Regions from separate parts of the Homo sapiens genome. Here regions 2 and 3 are each linked to region 1. The links are chromatin loops, found by intact Hi-C in ENCODE. Cell type or tissue: mammary epithelial cell. All regions are shown on one strand.

Evidence for each region. Hi-C counts contacts between places; a loop is a spot of excess contacts. Peaks named below come from ENCODE experiments on the same cell type or tissue, not always from the same donor. Only the 100,000 strongest peaks of a DNase experiment are listed, where the experiment ranks them.
Region 2: it touches region 1 in a loop (15-fold over the local background); 14 of 110 quality-filtered maps call a loop at or near these places.
Region 3: it touches region 1 in a loop (19-fold over the local background); 45 of 110 quality-filtered maps call a loop at or near these places.

The regions. Positions count from the first base shown.
Region 1 is chr4:139,730,151-139,738,150 of GRCh38, reverse strand. It overlaps MAML3 (mastermind like transcriptional coactivator 3), which reads left to right. Exons shown (of 5, transcript NM_018717.5): 3 at 7,484-7,735. It also overlaps a transcript of MGST2 not described here. Among named protein-coding and RNA genes, the nearest start is that of MGST2, 68 kb to the right of the region's middle. RefSeq lists a silencer at 3,064-3,183. In mammary epithelial cell, a CTCF peak has its summit at 3,186 (motif pointing left); a DNase peak (open chromatin) is centred at 3,030; H3K4me3 peaks cover 944 bases; H3K27me3 peaks cover 778 bases.
Region 2 is chr4:140,355,334-140,363,333 of GRCh38, reverse strand. All of the region lies in intron 2 of SCOC-AS1 (SCOC antisense RNA 1), which reads left to right. It also overlaps a transcript of SCOC not described here. Among named protein-coding and RNA genes, the nearest start is that of SCOC-AS1, 14 kb to the left of the region's middle. In mammary epithelial cell, CTCF peaks have their summits at 2,960 and 3,349 (motif pointing right); a DNase peak (open chromatin) is centred at 3,333; H3K27me3 peaks cover 327 bases.
Region 3 is chr4:140,322,339-140,330,338 of GRCh38, reverse strand. All of the region lies in intron 2 of SCOC-AS1 (SCOC antisense RNA 1), which reads left to right. It also overlaps a transcript of SCOC not described here. Among named protein-coding and RNA genes, the nearest start is that of SCOC-AS1, 47 kb to the left of the region's middle. In mammary epithelial cell, a CTCF peak has its summit at 3,751; no DNase peak of the experiment used is centred here.

The DNA.
Region 1 (8,000 bases):
TAAGAATAACAACCACAAGCTGTTTGTTATGTGCCAGTCACTGGGCCCATGGTGGAGCTGAGTTTCTACCCAGGCCTGTGGGGTTCCCCCAATGTACACTGTTCCTTTCTAGAAGCTGAACCAAGAGCTTTGCTGGACCCATTTAGCAGCCTTCGCATTGGGCCCCAAGTTATTGCTGCTTCAGTGATAAGCCTCCTAAATTGATGAACTCTGCCTCAAACTCAATCATCTTGGGGACACAACCATCACACATCACAAAACAAACCTTTTAATCCAATCTTCTTCAATAATCTGCTGAGACAGAGGATATTAGATGGGGTGGGCCCTTTTGGAGCTCTGCTATGAATTTATTGTAAACACCTCTCCAAACCCACAGTAAAAATTTTTCTGGAAAAAGAAAGTTTGTAAAAGAAAACCAAATCACTGCCTTGACACCTGATCAACTTCAAAGGGAATTGTAAGGTTTTATTTTATTTTGTTTCTTCCTTCCACTTATGGTTGAATGATCTAATCTTATGCCCTTTCTTTAAATGTCAAAGTTGATACCACAGAGGCATCCCAATTTTGGGTACCAGACAACATATTAAAAAAAATGATGCATATTTTGGTGCTCTTTCAGTTGCATCCTTTGATCCCAAGGGTTTCTACCTTTTTATTCTATGCCCATTCCTCTCCCCACCCCCTTCCCATTTCTTTTTATTCCAACATCCTCCTGGGTGGTCCGCTCAATTTAGACCAGATGCATGTTATGGTCAGTGGAAAAGTCAGAATCCCAGAGACGCCACCACCAGACAAGTTCCTTAACCTCTCAGAAATTTGGGCTTAAAAAAAAAAAATCAACAAAATGAGTTAAACATACAGGTGAAAGCCCCTAGTAGAGTGTTTTGCAATGAGTAGGTGCCCCATAAGTGTTACATTCTTCATATTTGAAGAACTCTTTCAATCAGAGGGAACTTTCCTCAAATCATAGCTTTCCATAGTTCACCTTATTACACGAGGGACTTGTAAGTCTAGGGATGTCTGATGCTCCCCTTAGCAAGGGCATTATAGGGGACTCGCCCTTCCTCAGTCATGGATGCTCCTCAGCCTCCACAGCACAGTTGCAACTGGAGTAGTCCGTCCTGGAAGAATTGGCTCCTTTCAGCCATGGGCTCCTTTCAGAATTCTTGGGTTTGCATTGCAAACATCACTGGCCTGAGCAACCCTCTGAAAATTTTGAAAATTTTGTTCCAAAGCAGGAAATTTTGCAATAGAAACTAAGCAACTCAGCACCCTGACTTGCTTTTGAAAGTGCAGCTTTGCAATCTAATCAGGGCACAGGATTATTTGCCCCAATGATTCTCTATGGGACATCGTAACCACCTGGAGAGCTTGTTAAAACACCCCCAAAAGTTCTAATTCAGGAGGCCTAGAGGGGAGCCTGGGAATTTGCATTTCTAACAAGCTCCCAGGTGGGGACTAATGCATTTGATCCTGGAACCACACTTTGAGAACCCCTAATTTTTAGTTACTCATTTTTCCCAAATTGCCCATACTGGGAATGGGGAGGTTTTAGAGTATTCTTAGCTATTTCCTTTCTATGACACTTCATTAACTATGTCACCTCCAAAATTTCCATTGTCAAGGAGTCTTATGAGTATGGTTTTCATTTCAGGGGGTGGGGACTGAGAGAGGTCAGATGGCTTGCCTGAACCTCTGGGAGTCACAGCCAGGCGCCTCTGTCTAGCCATCGTGGGTGTTCGATTCATCCTGTGCTGCTCAATAACATAAAACTGCTGCGCTCTTTGGCCAAGCAATTGTCATGTTAGCTTTCACCTCTGATACATACTTTCGCCTTCTCAAACTTACTAATAAAACTTTCAATAGTATCTTTGCAGGAGAAAGCCTCTGGATTCTGGTGAGAGGTTGGATGTAGCTATCTTTTGATATATACAATTTCGTCGAAATCCCAGTTGGGCTAAAGATTCCTTCCTTTAAAAAAAATTTTTTTTTACTTGACCCAATTCAGAGTGAGTGAGTGAGTGAGTGTGTGTGTATGTGTGTGTGTGTCTGAAAAGCACAGGTTTTCTGGGGCATCCTTTTTGTTTATGCATTGATTTATTTTTACTCTTTCCTGCCACGAACAATCCTCATCTCTGTCCTCGTGTCCTTCCCAGCCACTAACACACACGATGTGGCGGGGCCTGGGAAATGCGCCCGCTGGAGCACACCGCAGCCTCGCGGGCTCCCGAGCGGCGCGCGCGGGCCGAGGACCTCCAGGGCCCCTCGCGGGTCTCCCGAGCGCCGCCGCACCGCCCCTGCCCGCGCCCGGGACCGCCTCGTGGGCTTCTTTGTTAGGGCCGCCTGCGCCGAGAGGCAGTCTAGGTCCTGCCGGGGACGCACGGGCCCCACTCCTGACTTCCTAGCCGGAGTCCCCTGAGGACTTGTAAGCATATAGGCTGGAGTCGAGAGGCTAAATTAGGCCCCAGGGGACTTTTTCAATAAAACCCTAAATTTCATTTAGGTTGTTCGTAGGCCAAGCGATTGCAAGGACTCTGAGCCGAAGCAGCGGTGCCGGGCCGACCCGAGGCTCGCTCCTTATCGCCCCCTCCCCGGGCCGGCTTTGTGCAGCTGGGGTCCTGGAACCCGGTCCCTCCCGGGCTGTCGGCCCTGGGGTCTGGTGTCCGCCACCCTCCCCCCCCGGAGGTCGCCACTGCCCCCCTACCCCACTCCCAGCCCTTCCGTTTCCCTCCACGTCCCCTTCCCGCGCCCTCCCCCACTTGAATTCTTCCTCCCCTCCGGCTGGAAGAAAAGTCGGTAATGAGAAACCAGTTCAGTGTCAGTCGGAGGAGGGGGGCAGATAACCCCAGAGATACACGGCAATGGAGAGAGAACTCATTTTGTGCAAAGAGGGCCTCGAGTCACCAGGGAATTCCTGGATTGTCTCAGGCTGTCGTGTGTGATGTCCATCACGCCGTGCGAACACCATCTGCTCGGTATTGTGCTCTCAGTTGCCAGGCTACCTGCTGTACGCAGTAACACTTGACTGCCTGGCTCCACGTTCGCAGCGCTCGCCCAGACGCGCGGGGCGGGGGCCGCGGAGGGGCGGGCGGGAGCCCTGATTAAGCCATCTGCGAGGGGAGGGGGCGCGGGCGCAGCGGCGGCCGGGCACGAGGCCGGGCTGACACCACCATCTGCTGGGGCGCGGGAAGAACGGCAGCTGCTCTGCGTTGCCCCGGCGAGGGACGCCTGGAAAAGGCTGAAGCCCTGGGCGTCCTCAAGCCCGTTATCCACGGGGTCCCCGTCACCCCAGCCTGCTCGCCGCCGGCCGTCTTTTGTGATTCCCTGCTCTTTGGTTCGCCGCCAGCAAGGCTGGCCCCTCTCACCCAAACACTATGCATGTTCTTGAAAACACTTCAGAAAAATAAAGCTTCCCTACGCACAGATTTATAAATAAACAGCTGGCTGTTCTTGGGAGATATTTTTACCACAACTGTTTTTTGAAGTCGAAAACTGCCTGTTTGGGGGAGGTAAGGGTGCTTTTGACACCTCCTACCTCACTCTAGCCTTTAGAAAATTGCTAAGATCTTTTCCCTGGAGGGGAAGATATGTAAAATAGGTTCGTTGGTTTTGATTTCTTTCTCCTCCCTTTATTTTACTGAAGAGTCAGAGGGTTGGGCGAGTAGTGAAGATCTATGTAGCCACAGTTGGATTTTTGAGGGGAAGAAACTGTATTAAGATTCTTGGGAGAAGCAAGGGAGGTCGTTGGGCAAGGAGTGGATTGGAGAACAAGCCAGTAATTACAACTAAAAATACTGCATCATTTGGCTTCAAGGCATTACATCTCGCATGACGAAAGCTCAGCCTGGTTTTCTCTAATTGCACAACACAGTGTGTGTCCTTCTTAGAAACAAGAGCAGTGGCTTGAAATCCTGAAATTTGACAGACTATTTCTCATTAAGCCCTCTGAGACTGGAGGTTAAAAGAAGCCATGTATTATGTTAGTGGCCTCGGCCAGCTTAATGTGTAAGTCAAGTCACTGAGTACATTTTCACACTTTGGAATACACCTCAGAGTCGGGGGCTGTAGGTGTCTCTCATCCACTGTTGAATGCCGCAGAGCTTTGTTGCGAACTAAAGATGTTTCGTATGGAAGGCAGTCCTTTAAGAATGCACATAGTGGCTGGGAGCAGTGGCTCATGCTTGTAATCCCAACATTTTGGGAGGCCAAGGCAGGAGGATTGTTTGAGGCCAGGAGTTCAAGACCAGCTTGGGCAACACAGATGGGCAACAACCCATCTATACAAAGAATTTAAAAATTAGCAGGGCATGGTGGCTTAAACCTGTAGTCCCCCACCTACCCAGGAGGCTGAGGCAGGAAGATTGCTTGAGCCCAGGAGTTGGAGGTTGCAGTGAGCTATGATCATACCACTGCACCCCAGCCTGGGCAACGGAGTGAAACCCTGTCTCTAAAAAATAATCATAAAATAATACATACAGCCCTTCCTGCCTGTAGGTCTTCAGTGAGAAGCCTGAAGGCAAAACCTCTGGGAGGGAATTATTTGGGGAAATACATAATCCTATCCCTTTGGGAGGGTTTTTTTTTTTTTTTTTTCACACTGTGCTTTTGAAGTATTTCTTCTTGGCCCAGGAAGACACGGGCAAAAAGTGGTTTGATGTATCGTCGTCACCCCATTTGCCTCTCTCTTTCTTTTCCCAGTGGAGAGGAGGCTGGGAAAGCAACACTTCTTCACTCCTTACCACTTCCCCAGCTGTGCGGGCTGGTCACACAGGACAAGCATATCTCAAAGTGCACAAAGATAAACAGGGCCATCCCAGACCAACCCTCTCAAAAAATCAAGCTGAAGAAAACTTTATCTTCCCTTGGGCCTCATTTTCTTTCCAACTCTCTCCTCCTTATCAAAACTGGAAAGTATCAAATATACTGAGACAGAAAAAACAAACTACATATCTGCATTTTTGCTGATTGGCTGTTTATATGTCAGTGTGAATTCATTTGTTAAAGTGTAAAGCCAATCAGCCATTTGTCCCTAAAGGTGCCAAGAAACAGCTTTATTTCACTGGAAGGAAGGGCTTGGAAAACAGGTAGCAAATATTTGGGGGAAAAGGGAAGACCCTGAAATATCTAGGCCCCTGCAAGGGTTAGTCCTGAAGTAAACTTTTTGGTAGCACAAAGGTTCCTGGCATTTTTTAGTGTAAGATCTTTTTATTAACATCAAAAATATTTCCTAGCTGTCTTTGTGTATTTATAGAGAAAATACACAAAGGCAAAACATTTTATTAATTTCAGCTACAGCATTTACACATAAAAAATAGAACGCAGTACACTTATGAGAGACACAGTATATAGGTCTACAGGCTGTTCTTAGGTGCACACTTAACACCATGAAGACACTGCCTGGGAGAGGCCTGAGCTAGTAGGAATACTGAATTGAGAATCAAAATCAGCGTTCTGCTTACTCATGTAACCAAATACCACCTGTACCCCGATAACTTATGGAAATTTTTTTTTTAATTTTAAGTTACATTTTTTAAAAAAGTAAAGACAAGCTATCTGTTACAAAAAAAAAAAAAATAGCGTTCTAGTTCTGCTAGTTCTGTGTCTTCCATTCATTGATTGTGTGACCTAAGCTACTGCACGAACAAACCAGAGCTTCTTGGGTGATTGTTTCTAGGGTAAGAGGAGTAGCGTTTTGGTTTGGTTTGGCTTTTGTTTGCTTTGCTGTTTTGTTTTGTTTGGAGGGAAGAAGAGCAACTGAAGATGCAGTTGAAGTCAGTCATAGTGGAGAGGGAAGCCTGCATGGTTCTACAGCACACCACAGAAGGAAGGGAGGAACACAAGCCCAAGCCATAGGGAATCAAATCCAGGACGGTCTCTCTAGGAGAGACAGAGAGAAACTTCACCTATTTGCTTTGAGAAAAAACTGCCAATATGTTTAACGGTATCTGCATTGGAAAGGCAATAAAGTAAAAAGAAGAAAAATGTTAAAATCCAATTTGGATTTAAAAATTTTTAAATGACAGAGTTATTCACATTTGCTTCTTGCTATTTAGGTCTCATAATAGTGCTTCACAAAATGACTGTGAATGTCCTTATATGTGTGCCCATTTAATCTGTGTCAACTCCTCCATTTCACATTAATTACTTGAAACTTCAGTGAGGTAGAAGGAATTTCTGCAGAATGTTCAGAACATACTTGCCACTGCTAGGTAGTCTTGGTAGAAAAAATAGGAAAGGAAGTGTCTAGAAATTGAATCTGGGCCACACACCTTTTCTTCCCATTCACTGTTTTCCCCTAATAGTCTACACTGTCCAGCTCAGAGCATAAACTTCGCCTTTGAGCACATTCTCCATGTAGTCACCTGGGCTGTGTGGAATTAGGTCTTTACCACTTGACCTCCTCTTCCCTAAGGACCAGTCCTTAAAAGTTGCCATCATTCGACTGGCTGACATATAATTATAGAATCAAGAGACCCAATCCAACACCCCATGTTTAAATTATCCCAGACATAGAAGACTCAATTCTTTTTTTTTGAGAAAGAGTCTCACTCTGTCGCCCAGGCTGGAAAGCAGTGGCGCGACCTCGGCTCACTGCAACCTCCGCCTCCCGGGTTCAAGCAATTCTCTGCCTTAGCTTCCCGAGTAGCTGGGATTACAGGTGCCCACCACCATGTCTGGCTAATTTTTTTTTTTTTTTTTTTTTTTTTTTTTTTTTAGTAGAGACAGGGTTTCACCATCTTGGCCAAGCTGGTCTCGAACTGACCTCGTGATCCACCCAAAGTACTGGGCCTCCCAAAGTACTGGGATTACAGGCGTGAGACACCGCGCCCGGCCGACTCAATTCTATTTTTAAAAATATTAGGAGATTACATAGCTTTGATCGGTGTAAAACATTCCCAGTTCTCACCATCAACAACTCTGGCCAGGAGGATTTTTCTTTCTGACATATATCTAAGCTCTCAAATGTTGCAACTCGTTAGAATTCCATCAAATATCAGATCTGTTGATTAACAAATTCCTGCAGTTTTCTGCAAATGTCCCTCCTACTTGCAAAGAAGACGTCCATTTTGGCCAAGTAGACAGTAAGAAATAAGGATTAACAGGTGAGGTCAGGATGTGTCTCGTGTTCCAGACTTTAGGTGAGCTCAGCCTGAGGGCTTATTCCCTTTCCTTGGAGGAACACAGGATGTTAGTTGAAAATCCAGTCTATATGCAATAGTCAGTCCCATCCGAAACAGACTGGACTTGGCCTTGGACTTCCCAGAGCCATGCTCTCTTACTGTCCCTTGTGGCCTCTCTCATTCTACTCAGGTAAGGTCGGGTTTGAAGCTACGTTTATGGAAATGCAATGCGTGCCACTCAAAAACCCTCCAGTCCATAAGCTGGGACTTCTGCCCCGTTCCCTTTTTCCAGGGGCTTCCCTTCAAACAGCAGTGAGTCTCTATGGGGAATCCCTGCATCTCCCTCTCTCTTGTCTTCCCAGGAGCAGCATCCAGTTGGACTTCCCCGAACCACAGGCCCCATGCAGTCCTCCGTGCCCCCAGGCTCAGGTGGCATGGTCTCAGGAGCCAGTCCCGCAGGCCCCGGCTTCCTGGGCAGCCAGCCCCAAGCAGCCATCATGAAGCAGATGCTCATTGATCAGCGGGCCCAGTTGATAGAGCAGCAGAAGCAACAGTTCCTGCGGGAGCAAAGGCAGCAGCAGCAGCAGCAGCAGCAGCAGATTTTGGCGGAACAGGTAACATGCCCCTTGGCGTGATTCATTCATTCATTCAGCAAGCACTTATTCAGCACCTGCCTGCTGCCTGTGAGGAAGTGGCAGTTCACATCCTCCATCAAGATGCTCACGGTCTAGCATTTCCCAGGATCACAAGAGAACCTGAAGAATTTAGACCTTTCAATTAGTTAGGGTTTTTCCTATAATGAATTAATTTGTTCTTAAAAGACAGGCTCCAGCCATCAATTTGAAGGCCTGTGTGCCAGAGACATTTCTTTGATTCAAG
Region 2 (8,000 bases), 630 kb before region 1:
ACTCATGCAGTTCAAACCCATGGTGTTCAAAGGTCAGCTGCACTTACAAGCTAACGATTGCCTGTTTCATGAATGCTGGCGGAAGACATGAGATGTCTGGGTCAGAGTCTAAGGACTCTCTTACTCCCAGCTCATCATGAGCTTCATGCTGATTTGTTGCTGTTACCTATGTCCCCCAAGTCCCACAGGGATGAGGCAGAGGGCCCCTGTAGATGCCTATACATGCAGCGGGTTATAATATAGGAGAGGAACATTGAGTTTGGGGAATCTTTGGCTTTTATGGCAAGTGGAAGCAAGCTTGCTCTTTAACCAGAGAGGCATTACCTCATCCCTTAAAGTTGCTCTCTGAAAACATACCTGAGTAAAGCCTGGGTTGACTGTATTCTTGGCATACCAGCAAGAATATGCAATGACACTCAGGGCCCATCCCAGTTTGCTTCTCCCAAAAACCTCTAAATTGAATGATCTTTAGTTCTGTGTCAAACTCCTGTTTTTCTTCCTCCTTCCTTATATAGTATCCTAAGGGAAATACCACAAAATGTCTCAGAAAATGTTGGTTGGATATCTAAAGTTTAAAAAGGAAGAGAACCACACCAGCTGGAGATTAAAGAAGCATCAGTAGAAGTCAGTGGCCATTAATAGAAATATTTTTAAAATAAGTCAAGTAGTATTTTTGTAGCTCCCTCCCTAACCTTTCTTTTCCACTATTTGACCAAACCCTACAACAATAAGAAGTAACAGCTGGGCACAGTGGCTCACGCCTGTAATCCCAGCACTTTTGGTGGCTGAGGTGAGCAGATCACTTGAGGTCAGGAGTTCCAGACCAACTTGGCCAATATAGTGAAACCCTGTCTGTAATAAAAATACAAAAATTAGCCGGGCATGGTGGCTTGGCCTGTAGTCTCAGCTACTTGGGAGGCTGAGGCAGGAGAATCGCTTGAACCCAGGAGGTGGAGGTTGCAGTGAGCCAAGATCACACTACTGCACTCCAGCCTGGGCAGCAGAGCGAGACTCTCACAAAAAAAAAAAAAAAAGAAGAAGAAGAAGAAGAAGAAGTAAGGACACACCTGTCTTTAGCCGGTCTTTAGTTTGTTTTAAAACAATTGCTTAAAATTAGTAATTACCAGGATAGTTAGTAACACTCATCGCAGTGAAGCAAATCATGCCCAGTGTGAAGCAAAGATATGGCCAGGCTCTCTCTTTCCTTCTTCAGTGAAGGCAGAAAACTAAAGAAAGCCTTGCTACTAAGGGATAGGGGCTGTGTCTGTGTCGTGCTCAGAATCACTCTCAGTGTCTGCTCTAAAGGCTGATGACAACCAATTTAAATCAAGTTCAAGTCCCCTTCAGCCTTAGAAGAAATAGCTCCTCAAGTTATTGAAAGAGCCCAGAATTCCTTGCAACTCATTCTTTATTATAGAATTATGAGTTCTAGAGTTTGTAGATTTTCTTTTTGTACTACATGAAGCGCATTACAAGAAAGTATCTTGTAGCTTTCATTTTGGGAGAAAATAGATGTAGTCCTCAGAGGTATTCTGAATCCATTCTTGTCACTCACAGAAGTTTCTTCACAGGAGATCTCCATGACTCTTTACGTTTCAAGGTATTAATTTTACTTGGAGCATTGTTTGTCCCACCCAAAGAGTTTTACGTTAAAATACATTATTTTATTTATTTAGAGAGAGGATCTCACTTTGTCACCAAGGCTGGAGTGCAGTGGCACAGTCATGGCTCACTGCAGCCTCAACTTCCTGGGCTCAAGTGATTCTCTTGCCTCAGCCTCTCAAATAGCTGGGACTACAGGCACAGAACCATGCCTCGCTAATCTTATTTCTTGTAGAGATGAGGTCTCATTATATTGCCCAGGCTGGTCTCAAACTCCTGGGCTCAAGTGATCCTCCCACCCTGGCCTTCCAAAATGTTGAGATCACAAGTGTGAGCCACTGCGCTGGCCTAAAATACAGTTTAATAGAGTTTTTCCTAACAAGCACCATTGGCCGCAACTGAAGTCAGCATTTTAACATTGTCACGTGACAGTCAGTTCTAGCTTTGATATAAAAGTCCTAAAGTGTACTCTTAGCATCACTTTCCAGAAAAAAAAAAAAAAACCCACTGCCGTGCTGCAAGGGACCATTGACAGAAATGGTGATTACAGTGCCTGTCCCTACAGGTCTGTCAGCAAGATAAAATAAGAAAATCTGAGAGAAGTTGCCTGGCATGGTGTCAGTACTCTTGGCATACCAGCAAAAATATGTAGCGAAACTCAGGGCCCATCCCAGCCTGCTTCTCCCAAAAACCTCTAAATGGAATAATCTTTAGTTCTGTGTCAAATTCCTATTTTTCTTCCTCCTTCTTTATACAGTATCTTAAGGGAAATACTACAAAATGTCGCAGAAGGTGCTGGATGGATATCTAAAGTTCAAAAAGGAAGAGAACCACACGAGCTGGAGATTCAGGAAGCATCAGTAGAAGTCAATGGCCATTAATAAAAACATTTTTTATTAAAATATTGAATCTGAATAGAAACCTCCTGTACTTCATTTCTTAAATCCCTTGAGGGTAGTAACTGCATCTTCTCCATTGATATAGCCCCTGCCAAGCACAGTGCCTGAAGGCAGGTCCACAGACATTGGCTGAATAAACGAGTGCTCTGTTCCCAGTCCGTACTTTCTCTGTGTCATAAAAAAGCTGACATGTCTGTGCTGCATTTGAGGATGACACTGGATTTCCACATTGCCTTTTCGCCTCAGAGCTTATATTACTTCCTATCAAGTTATCTCTCTGCCCCTCATCGCATCCCAGTGAGAAAGCAGAAAATCCTAGAAAGTCATTTTCCTTACTGTTCCGGTGGTGGCTCTTCACGCTTACAGAACGTTAGGTACACTGGGAACATCACCTAGAGGGACACTGACATCACCTCATCATAACATATGTCTCTGACAACTGTCAGGAGATATTCCAAGTAAATGAAAAGACACCGTGAATGCCACTTAGGGGTTCTACACAGGGAACTATTAGTGACAAAAGCCTATTTATTCTCTTTGAGATGGTATGCTGGTGACCTCTAGTGGCAAAATTGGTTCAAAATCAGCTTCTATTTCCCACAAAATTTACTTCTTTATTAATTCATACTTTAATTTTATCCTTTAGTAACATTCTCTACTTGTGGAATGTTCTTAATTATGCACAATGATTTGTGTCTGTTCATATCCAAGTAGCACAATTTTGGCATTTCACGAAATCACAGAACTGTTGAGCTGAAATAGTTCTCAAGGGACCTGTCAGTCTTATTTCATTATACCTGGAAAATGAGACCCAGAGGAGTCAAGTGGCTTGCCTGAAGCCTCACCACAAGGGGGCGACAAAAAGTCTTCTGACTCTAGCACACTGCCTGCCTGGTAGTAGAACCCAAGCGACTAAAGAAAAAATGGGATCTTGTTTAGAGTTCCATGCGGAGGAAGAGCATGTATGCTGTCCTATCCCTCACTATTGTATCCTGGGTGTGTGAGGAGCCTTTAATTCACAGGTCTTTAGAGAGAGTACAAAGCATCTGAAGGACCATCCCTGAGGAGCCTCACTCATATCTGCATGGGCATCTTTAGATCCCACGTCTCCAGCCTGAGTCTGATGTCATATTGAATGAGACTTCTGGGGCGTCTTGAGAGAGTAAATGTATTTTGCATTTGGAAGGATGTAAATTTAGAAGGATATAAATAATCTGTGTCCAGAGGACCAGCTGTGGTGATTTTTTAAATGGTCACAAATCCCTTGACATGCCCTCACAGACATCCTCTCCTACGTTCCTTCCCCTTGAAGCTGAACAGGCTTGGGACTGCTTCCACCCAGAGAGTGTAATGGAAGTGACGCTGTGTGACTTCTAAGAATCAATCATAAAAAGTACACACAACCTTCCTTGTTGGTCTTAGAACATTTACTCTAGGGAAAACTAGCCACCAAGAAGAAATACAATTCCCCCCAAACCACTATACTGAAGAGACCATATGTAGGTGCTCAAAATGACAGCTCCAGCTCAGCTCCCAGCCAGCAGCCAGCTTCCACCGTGGCTGTGTGAGTGAGCCACCTTGGATACACAGCCTGTCTAACTTCAGATGACCGCAGCCCCCACCCACATCTGACTGTAGCTGCAGGAGAGACCCCTAAGGGAGAACTGCTCAGCTAAGCCCTTCCTGAATCACTCAGCCACAAAATAGTGAGCAAAATGAAACGCTGTCGCTCTACAACACAAACTTGTGGGTAAATTGTTACACAGCCATAATATACAGAACAAATAGTTTCTTAAAGACATTTCTCTCATTCTGTAACAAACACTGAATGAAAATGCAAAATATGTTATATACATGTTAAATCCTGGTGGAATTGCACTTAATCTGTTCAACTTTCATAAATCAAAGAGTTCTTGGTCCAAATGAATAGGTATTCTAGGTGACAGAAATATAAGTTCTTCCTCTTTCTTGAAATGGTGATTCCATTTAATAGAATGGTGATTAAAATGGAATGGTGATTCTATTTTAAGAAGGCTAAGTAAATTTTATGCAGTTTTCCAAAGGGAATTTTCTATTTCAGAATCCTAGCCTTTCTCAACCAGGTTTCCCCAAATGAACCACAAAACACAGAAAAGGATTTGAGTGACTACTTTCTGAATTCTCCCAAGGGTGTTGTATAACTAGTACCTTTCTAGATGCAATGAAAGAATTTAATTCAATGCATACAATGAACACCTTAGGAAGGCTTAGTTCCCTCTCAGAACCCAGGCTGAGAAGGCTGGCAGGCACTATAGGCTAACTCAGCCATACAGTAGCCTTATCAACAGGAAACTGAAGTTTAGAGAGGTTAAATAATTTGCCCAATGTTACCACAGCTAGCTGAGCAAGGATTTGATTGCAGGGACTTCAACTCTAGAGCTTGGAAACTTAGTCATTACTCAGTGTTTCTAAGAAAAATACTCCATAAATGGGTAATAAACAAGGGAAATGTTAGCTCTTAGCAGCAATGTTTGTATGTGAACAGTTAATGGACTTAGCAGCAATGATCGTAACTATCTGGTAATGCAAATTACAAGTGCGTAAACTCAAAGTTATCTGAGCCAAAGATTTCTTTTTCCTTTTACTTAAAATAATAAAGGTAAAACTTTTTAAAAAAGTATTCAACTCAGGTGTTGCTTTATCTCCAAACCTGTAAGCCATCAATACAATAGGGAGTGTGAATCAGGGGAAGGACAGAAGAGTGGAGTGCAAAGGTCAGGCCCTGAGACCAGGGCGAGAAAGCAAAGGGATTAGGAGTGCATAGGCGTTAGAGAGAGAGAAAGGAAGGGAAGGAAGACAGAACACAGCAATGGAAAGGAGACATACACCACAGAAAGCACTCAAGAGAGGATCAGAGGCAAGATTACAACAAAGGACACAGTGGATAAAACATTTGTTGAGGGAATGAGGAAAAGGGGAGAAAGAGAAGATGTGGGGTATAACGAATTAAAGATGCTACTATTCGTCATTCTTTATTAGAATGACGAAAATAATACCAACTACGATGGGTTAGGAAAAGTAGTATAGTGAGATGGCAAAGGCAGCTCTGATCTGTCTCACCATTTTGACAAAGTGGCATATCTGATATGTAGAATTTAAGGTCATAATCCTAATGTGAGTCCTGGCTTTGAGATCCAAGTGAAAATACCAATGTTTGGTTTATAAACACCTTATCTCCTTAGGGAAATTAAGGTTAACAACTTCAGGAGCCCAGCCACATGGCAATAGGAACATGCATTGTCTACACCCACTTCCATCCAGTGGCATTCACTGCAGGAGGTGCCAGGCTGAGAGTCAAATCAGATACACGGAACTGACAGCTGGGTATGTAATGGGTGAATGGATAAAGGAATATTCCACTTTTCCTTGTTGAATGCCCTTCCCTATCTCTACTGGTGAAAAATTTGAAGACAAATTTACTGGAGAAGAAATGAAGTGAATATAAGTGTAAATTTGAATAATTCAAGGCAGTAGGAATAGAATCTCTGTACACCTGATTACCATATATAAAAGATTTTAAGGCTGGGTGCAGTGGCTCACACCCGTAATCCCAGCACTTTGGGAGGCTGAGGCAGGCAGACCACTTGAGGTCAGGAGTTCGAGACCAGCCTGGTCAACATGGTGAAACCCTGTCTCTACTAAAAAAAAGTACAAAAATTAGCCAGGTTTGGAGGCAGGCTCCTGTAGTCTCAGCTACTCCAGAGGCTGAGGCAGGAAAATCGCTTGAACCTGGGAGGCGAAGGTTGCAGTGAGCCGAGATTGCACCACTGCACTCCAGCTTGGGCAACAGAGCGAGACCCTGTCTCTAAATAAATGAACAAATAAATAAATAAAAGATTTTAAGGTACTATGTATCTCTTCCTTTTATCCTTCTCTAAGGATATACTGAGGATTATAACTCACTTAATAAATTGGGAAAAAGTAAATCTATTCTGATATAAATAAATAAATAGTTTGATGTGAAATGAAATATTTATATAGTCTCAAAATATCTCCCTCTAAAATACGTGCTAATTACTGAAGGAAAAATGAGTCAGACACCACCCGTAATCAAGAGCTCAAAGTTAACCTCACTGGTAAAGGGAACATAGAAATTATATACCACCTGACAGTATGCAATGAGAAGAACACAGTATCATTCTGCTATATTCTTGCCAAACTTATTGATCATGAGGAAACATCAGAAAACACAAACTGAGAACCATTTTACACAATGACTGCTCTATAATCTTTTAAAGTTATGAAAGTCAAGTAAAGATGGAGGAACTGTTCCAGATTGAAGGAGATGAAGGTGACATGACAGCTACATGCAACATATGATTTTAAAATGATACTTTTTGTAAAGGATATTATCAAGACAACTGGTGAAGCTTCAGTGGGCTTTGAAGATTGGGTGAGAGTGATGTAGGGATGCCATTTTCCTGATGTTATTGGTTGTGTTGTGGTTACGAAGGAGAAAGTCTTCGTTTGTAAGAAATATACACTAATGTATCCAGGAGTGATAGAGCACAGGCAACTTTCAAATAACTTAGGAACAAAACAGAATCTTCTTTAAGTTACTTGAAAATTTTCTATAGTTTGAGATTATTTCAAAATAAGGGATAAAATGCAAAAGACATGACTGTGCTGAAGGGTGTCGTTTACAATTTGTGCCGTGTCTCCTTTACTCTCCACCCTCCATGCCTTGAATATCCTGTAGCTAAATTTGCCACTTTCTCCATTTTATTTTTCCTAAACAACTTTTCACATGTATCACCATAGTGGTGTTGCGACAGATGTCCATAATCCAACCACTGATATTTTCACATGCTTCTGAAAATTATCACCCATGTTAGGATTAATACCTTAGTTCTATATATTAGAAAAACTCTAGTATTAATCTCATTTTTTATGAAAAAAATTGCATAAATATAACATGAAAATCTAATAACCTGTAATCCCTTCACACTAATACATACATTTTTCCGAGTTCCCTTCGCATTCTAGTCCATATATATAAATTACTTTTGCATGGTTGTAATCGCAACATAGATACAATTTTATATTCTATCTTTCATGTCTGAGCATATTCCAATATTGGTAGAGAGCCTCTGGGCTCTTCTTGCCCTCTGATTCTATGATTACATTTTTGAAACAATGACCTCATAACATAACTAGAGGACCATATTTCATTATTCAGTACCTGCAATGCAGGCACCTTATTGCTTCTACCTAGTCAGTACAATGCAGAAATGCTATCTATCTACTAATTTCAATTCTGATGCATTGTCATTTGACAGAGGCTTTGAAGTCACCTAGACCTGGGCTTGAATCCCAGCTCTGCATTGTGCAATGTACTAAACCTTTCCAAGCCCAGTTTTCAATCTGAAAAACAGGGATAATATCAATAGCATGATATTTGTGTGGACTGAGATAATGCATATAAATTTCTTAGCACAGTGCCTGGCATATAATACGTTT
Region 3 (8,000 bases), 590 kb before region 1:
CAGCACCCCAGCCGTGTACACTGTACCCAATGTGTAGTCTTTCTCCCAAGTCCGCAAAGTCCAACATATCATATGAAGATTTGTATCTTCATAGCTTAGCTCCCACATATGAGTGAGAACATAGGATGTTTGTTTTTCCACTCCTGAGTTACTTCACTTAGAATAATATTCTCCAATTCCATACAGGTTGCTGCAAATGCCATTATTTCTTTTTATGACTGAGTAAATGGTATATATATACATATACCACACTTTCTTTAGCCACTCATTGACTGATGGGCATTTGGGCTGGTTTCATATTTTTGCAATTGCAAATTGTGCTGCTATAAACATGCGTGTGCAAGTATTATCTTTGTATAATGACTTCTTTTCCTCTGGGTAGATACGTAGTAGTGGGATTGCTGGATCAAATGGTAGATCTACTTTTAGCTCTTTAAGGAAACTCCACACTGTTTTCCACAGTGGCTGTACTAGTTTACATTCCCAGTTCCCAGCAGTGTAAAAGTTTTCCTTTTCACCACATCCATGCCAGCATCTATTATTTTTTTATTTTTTGATTACGGCCATACTTGCAGGAGCGAGGTGGTATTGCATTGCGGTTTTGATTTCCATTTCCCTGATAATTAGTGATATTGAGCATTTTTCCATATGCTTGTTGGCCATTTGTATATCTTCTTTTGAGAATAGTCTATTCATGTCCTTAGCCCACTTTTTGATGGGATTGTTTGTTTTTTTCTTGCTGATTTGTTTGAGTTATTTGTCAATTCTGGATATTAGTCCTTTGTCAGATGTATTTTTGCGAATATTTTCTCCCACTCTAAGGATTGTCTGTTAACTCTTCTGCTTATTTCTTTAGCTATGCAGAAGCTTTTTAGTTTAATTAAGTTCCATCTATTTGTTTTTGTTTTTGTTGCATTTGCTTTTGGGTTCTTGGTCATGAAGTCTTTGCCTAAGCAAATGTCTAATAGGGTTTTTCCAATGTTATCATCTAGAATCTTTATGGTTTCAGGTCTTAGATTTAAGTCTTTGAGCCACCTTGAGTCGATTTTTGTATAAGGTGAGAGACAAGGATCCAGTTTCATTCTCCGACATGTGGCCTGCCAATTATCCCAGCACGATTTGTTGAATAGGGTGTCCTTTTCCCAATTTATGTTTTTGCTTGCTTTGTCAAAGATCAGCTGGCTGTAAGTATTTGGGTTTATTTCTGGGTTCTCTATTCTGTTCCTCTGGTCTATGTGCGTATTTTTATACCAATACGATGCTGTTTTGGTGACTGTGGCCTTATAGTATAGTTTGAAGTTGGGTAATGTGATGCCTTCAGATTTGTTGTTTTTGCTTAGTCTTGCTTTGGCTATGTGGGCTCTTTTTGGTTCCATATGAATTTTAGGATTGTTTTTTCTGGTTCTGCAAAAGCTTCAACTTTTTGAAGCCTTGAGGGCTTTGCTGTTCAAAGTGCATACAGATTTCCTGTGATTATAAGCTAAGTAGATACAGGACATTTTTGGGAGCAGTAGGTTGGGAGATGCCAAGGAAGGGATAGCCAGGGTGGCAGTGACAGTCTTGTAGACATGTGTCAGATGGAATCACTCTTGATAGGCAAAAGGCTTTAAAAAATGTTTAACTGGGTATAACATACATACAATAAAGTGTGCAAATTATAAGAGTACAGATACGTAATATGTATCCAACACCCAGATCAAAACCATTTCCAGAACTTCAGGGTAAGAATTTTTTTAGTTGGTTTTGCTTATTAGCATTCAGGTCAATTTTGAAGCAGAAAAAACAACTTGTAATTACAGGATTGCAGCCAGTAGTGTACCCAAATGAACTGTGAGGAATAATTTGTTAAATGCATTGAGGTGAAAAAATGTTGGGCACAGAGGTCGACTCGAAGGTGGCACACAGAAATTATTATCCTACACTCTGAGGTGAAAATTACTCATTTTTGTCCCTTGCTTGGTTGTGTTCATCAATTTGCTCTTTTTTGAACAATTTTCCAATTCTATTCCCTTTCTTCAGTTCAAAACACTGAGTGTTGTATGCTCAGGACTGTGGATTCAGAGAGGAATAAGTTGTGGTCCCTGCTCCTCAAGAACTGATAGACCAGTTAGGTTTAAAGCAAAAATAGGAGATGGGTGACTGTAATCCAATGTGTTAAGTGTGTCAGTAAGAAGAGCTAACATGATAGAGCATGTCCTGTGTGCTAAGCTTTCTTCTCAGCATGTTCCCTGCATCTTCCCATTTAAAACTCATTACTGGTGAGGAAGCAGAAGCACGAGGAGTCTGGTGATGTCCCCAAGGACTACGTGGCTGGTGAGTGTGGCTGCCAGGACTTGGCTCACGCATATCCACTTCTCAAGTGTGGCGTTGGAGGCACCTGCTGGCAGGGAGATCTTTGAATATCTTGTCCTTTGAGCTGCCCAACAAGCAGCAATGCTCAACACTACAGAAAAAAAAAACATGCCAAACAGCTTCTTTCCCTGATACAGTCCTAGTCCAGCCCCAAACTTGCCATTTCACAGATTCAAACAAAAGCTGGCTGCATCCTTGTAAAAATTCAAAGGCATGTTTTATTTTCATATGGAATACAGCAAAGTGTTGGATTACTCCAGAGTGAACGCTTGACTATTCATTGTTATAGCATGGATTTCTCCAAATCATAGGTAATCAACATAATTAGTTGTCAAGCATTTCAAACAAAACATTTGTTTTGTTTGAAACAGGGTCTCGCTATGTTATCCAAGCTGCCCTTTACCTCCTGGGATCAAGCCCCAGCCTCCCAAGTAGCTAGGACTACAGCCATGTGCCACTATGTCTGGCTATGTGTCAAGCATGTTTTTAAAAATAATTTCTATTTAAATTGCTTGTTGAATTGTCCACTAATAAGTGATTTTTTTTTTCAGTATTGAAAGCACAGTAGAAAGAATTATTGTAACCTTAGAGAGCTCCATATAGTTCAAAACAGATCAGTTTGATGGTGCAGGATTTTGAAATCCCACCTGAGAGTGGTGTTTGCATCTTCCTCCTATCAGAATTTGCTAAAGCAGGCAAAGACTGAAGACAAAGACAGCAGAGCCTTCCCACATAATCACAGAGTCCTCGCTCTTCGAACAGAGGTAAATTCTGTTCATCAGCAACACTGTGATGGCTTCACACTTAACACTCCTTAGAGGACAAGGGCCAAATTTAACATAAACTAAATTTTGTTTATCACAGGTTAGATGCAGGTGGGAACAGGAAAATCATAACAAGGTCTAGTAGTAGTTTTGATGGTGCTGATGTAGGAAGTGATTTTCAACTTCTTCAAGCCATCCTATACAACATCAAGGTTTGCTGTGAAAATGATGTTTGTGTAATCATTAGAAGAGAGAATAAAGGTGGAAACATTTGAGTTCCAACATTTATCATGGCTGCCCACTTCCAAGACTAGACCACAGGCCTCAGGAGCAGAGTCACATTGTGAGCAGTGATTGAGTTTCACCAATGAATGTTATCAGATTGAGCTTTACTGGGGCTCCAGTTCTTTGTGTCTAATTCATAATTTTGTTATGGTCTCCTAGGTGTATAAGAATTGTAAACACAAGCATTTATATATTTGTATGTTTAAACATATGTTTAAAACAAGATAATAAAAGACTTTAGCATTAGAAGTCCACGGGAGGTTTGTTTTCTCCCTAACAGTGTAGGGGGGGGGGTCTGCCTATAACTCATTTGAGAAATGCTGTACTGTAAAGCGTGGGCCTACAGAGGGAGACAAACACAGGCCTTGCTTTTCAGGAGCTCACATTGACAGAATTCACCACAGTGGACACAAGTGAAGAAATTATAAATGAACTTTTTTGAAGTCATGCCACTATATTTATTGCTGTTTTGTTTTTTTGTTTTGTTTTCTTTTGTTTTAACTCTCTGGCACCTTTAAAAGTTGCTGCTCAGCAAATAACTTTTTTCTGTGTTGCCTATTGGGATCTCCCCCTAAACATCCTCGTTGATTTTTTTTTCAATTTGCATACAGTAAAGTTCACTCTTTGTAGACTACTGTTCTATGGGGTTTGAAAATGCATAGAGCCATGTATCCACCTGCCCAAGTAATGTATAGAACCGTTTCATCATGCTAAAAATTACTTCTCATCCAGTCCCTTTGTAGAAAACCTCTCCCGTTTCCCTCAACCCTGCTAACCACTGAACCACTGACCTGTTTTCTATCCCTATAGTTGTGCCTTTTACACGATGTCATAAAAATGAAATCATATAATATGTAGCCTTTTGGGTCTGGCTTGTTTCACTTACAGAATGCATTTAAGATCCGTGTTGTTGTGTAAATCGATAATGCATTCATTTTTATTGTTGAGCAATAGCCTACTGTACGGATATATCACAGTTCCTTATTCCATTACCTACTGAAGGACATTGCAGCTGTTTCTCGTTTGGAATGACTGTGAATAAAGTTGTTATACACATTTTTATATGAATTTTTGTATGAACATTAGTTTTCAACTCATTTGGATAAATGCCTTGGATTGGGATTTCTGGATCATGTGGTAAGTATATGTTTAACTTTATAAGAAATTTCCAAATTGTCCTCCAACCTGGTTGTGCTATTTAGTATGCTCAACAGCAATGAATGAGAGTTCCTGTTGCTTTGCATCTCACCATACTGCCACGTTTTTCTCTATTCCAGAAATTCTGATAGGTGTGTAGTGCTATCACATTATGGTTTTCATTTACATTTTTCTGATAACAAATGATGCTGAACACCTCTTTTATATTTATTTGCTATTGATATCTTCTTAAAGAAATATCTGTTCAGATATTTTGCCCGTTTGTAAGATTGGGTTGTTTCTTATTACTGAGTTTTAACATGTCATTATATAGAGAGAGACATATTATATATACACTCTGGAAACGAGTCTTTGTCAGATATGTGATTTGCAATTTTTTCCCCAGTCTGTGCCTTGCCTCTGTGCCAGTCTTTTTATTTTCTCAACTGCATCTTTGGCAAAGCAAAGATTTAAATTTTGATAAAGTCAAATTTATCAGTTTTTTTCTTTTATGGATTGTGCTTTTATTGTTGTATCTAACAACCCATTGCCAAACCCAAGATCACACAAATTTTCTATGTTTTCTTTTAGACATTTTATAGTTTTATGTTTTGCATTTAGGTTTATTATCCATTTTTAGTTAATTTTTGTTTAAGGTACAGGGAGATTCATTTTTTGCAAATGGACTATTCTGGCATCATTTTCTGAAAAACTATCCTATGTCCATTGCATTGTCTTGGCACCTTTGTTAAAAATCAGCTGACAATATTTCTGTAGATCTATTTATGAATTCTCTTTTCTGTTCCATTGCTCCATGTGTCTGTCCTTTAGCTTATTCAATACTGTCTTGATTAGTATAGGTTTTGAATAAGTCTTGAAATCCTAGCATGAATCCTCCAACTTTTTTTTTTCTTTTTCAGCATTGCTTTGGCTATTCTAGGTCCTTTGCCTTTCTATATAAGTTTAAAAATTAGCTTGTCATCATCTATAAAAAGCTTACTGGATTTTGATTGGGATTTCATGGAATCTACAGATCAAACTGGGGAGAACTGGCCTCTTAATAATATTAATGCTTCCAAATCATGAACACAGTGTATCTGTCAATGTGTTTAGATTTTTCTTTAATACCTTTCATCAGTGTCATTTTCAACATATAGACCATGCACATGTTTTAATAGACTTATACCTAAGTACTTAACTTTTTCAGTGCAATTGTAAATGATCTTGTTTCTTAATATCAAATGACAACTATTCATTTCTGGAATATAGGAATATGATTGGTTTTTGTATATTGACCTTTTTAAATGTACTTATGAGTTCTCGGAGTGTTTTGTATATTTTTGGAATTGTCTACATTGATAACCATGTCATCTTCAATTAAAGACAGGCTTATCTTTTTCCTTTCAAAGCTGTATGCTATTTATTTGTTTTTCTTGGCTTATTTCACTGGCTATGACTTCCAGTCTGGTGTTGATTGGGGATAGTCAGAGAGGACATCCTCGCTTTATTCCCAGTTTTGGAGGGTAAAACATTCAGTATTTTACTCTTAAGTATGATGCTAGTTGTAGGTATTTCATAGCTTTCCTATATAAAGTTAAAGAAGTTCTCTTCTATTCCTAGTTTTCTGAGACTTTTGTCATGAATGGATGTTGAATTTCATTGATTTTGTTTTTGTTTCTATTGAGATGAATGTATATAATATAATGAATTACATTGATTGATTTTTTAAATGTAAGCCTGATTTTCTTTCCTGGGATCTGCTATAAACCCCAATTGGTTATATACTATTCTTTTAATATATTGCAATGTTTGATTTGCTAATATTTTGTTGAGCATTTTTTGCATTTATTTTCATGACGTATCTTGGGCTATAGTTTTCTTTTCTTGCAATGTGCAAGCTGGTTTGAGTCTTAGGGTAATGCTTACCTCACCAGATGAATTCATAAATGTTCTATATTCTGGAAGATATTATGTAGAATTGGGATTATTTCTTGCTTAAGTGTTTTGTAGATTTTATCAGCGAAACCATCTAGGCTAGGAGTTTCCTTTTTAGAAGTTTCAAAACTATAGTTTCAATTTCTTAATAAATATTGGAGTATTCAGGTTAGGTATCTTTCTTAAGTGAGTTGTGGTAGTTTGGCTCTTTAAAATAATTGTTTCATTTTATCTAAATTGTTGAACTTATGGATATAGTGTTGTCTGTACTATTCTCTTATATTTTTAATGTCTGTGAGATCAGTAGTGATGTCCTTTGTTGCATTCCTGATGTTGAGAAATTGTGTCTTCACTCTCTTTTTCTTGGCCAGCTTAACCAGTGACTTATCAAATTTATGACTTTATCTAAGAATCAGTGTATTAGTCCATTTGAATTGCTATAAAGGAATACATGAGGCTGGGTAATTTCTAAAGAAAAGAGATTATTTGGCTCACTATTCTGCAGGCTGTACAAGCATGGCACCAGCATCTGCTTGGCTTCTGGTGAGGAAGTTTTTACTCATGGTGGAAGGTGAAGGTGGAGCACACATGTCACTTAGAGCAGGAGCAAAAAAGAGAGGGAGGAGGAAATGCCAGGCTCCTTTCTAAACAACAAGATCTCATGTGAACTCATTACTGTGGGGAGGGCACCAAGCTATTCATGAGGTATCTGCCCCTATGACCCAACCACCTCCCACCAAGCCCCACCTTCAACACTGGGAATCACATTTTAACATGAGATTTGAAGGGGACAAACATCCAAACTATATCAATCAGCTTTTGGTTTCATTGATTTTATGTATTGTTTTCCTATTTTCAATTTCATTTATTTATGTTCTATATTATTTCCTTTCATCTGGTCACTCTGATGATATTTCTAGGCCTAGCACTCTGGGCCTGTGGTGGGCATGGCGGCCTCTAAAGATCTCCAAAATGCCTTCGGGGCCATTCTCTTGTTGTCTTGATGAATAGCACCTGGATTCCTTCTATCCCTACTAATTTCCTTATCAAATGGTCACTTGGCCACACCCATGATTTTCTTTCCTAAACATGTTTTCTTATTCTTTACGTGGCAGACTGAGATTTTCTGAATGTTTATGTTCTGCTTTTCCTTTAATTGTAAATTCCATCTTTAAATTGTTTCTCTCTTCTCACATTTTACTATAAGCAATTAAGAGAAGCCACTTAGCATCCTAAAATACTTCTCAGCTTCGAGATTTCTTCTGCCAAATATCCTAGTTCATCACATTTAAGTTCTGCCTTTTCCATAAAATCCTAGGACATGAACATAATTCAGCTAAGTTCTTTGCTACTTTGTAACATGGGTGGCCTTTCCTCCAGTTTCCAATGTTTGTTCCTCATTTTCATCTACAACCTCATCAGAATGTCCTTCACTGTCCATACTTCTACCAGCATTCCGTTCATGACCACTTGAGTAATCTCTAAGAAGACTGGGGCTTTTCCTACACCTCTGTTCTTCTTCAGAGC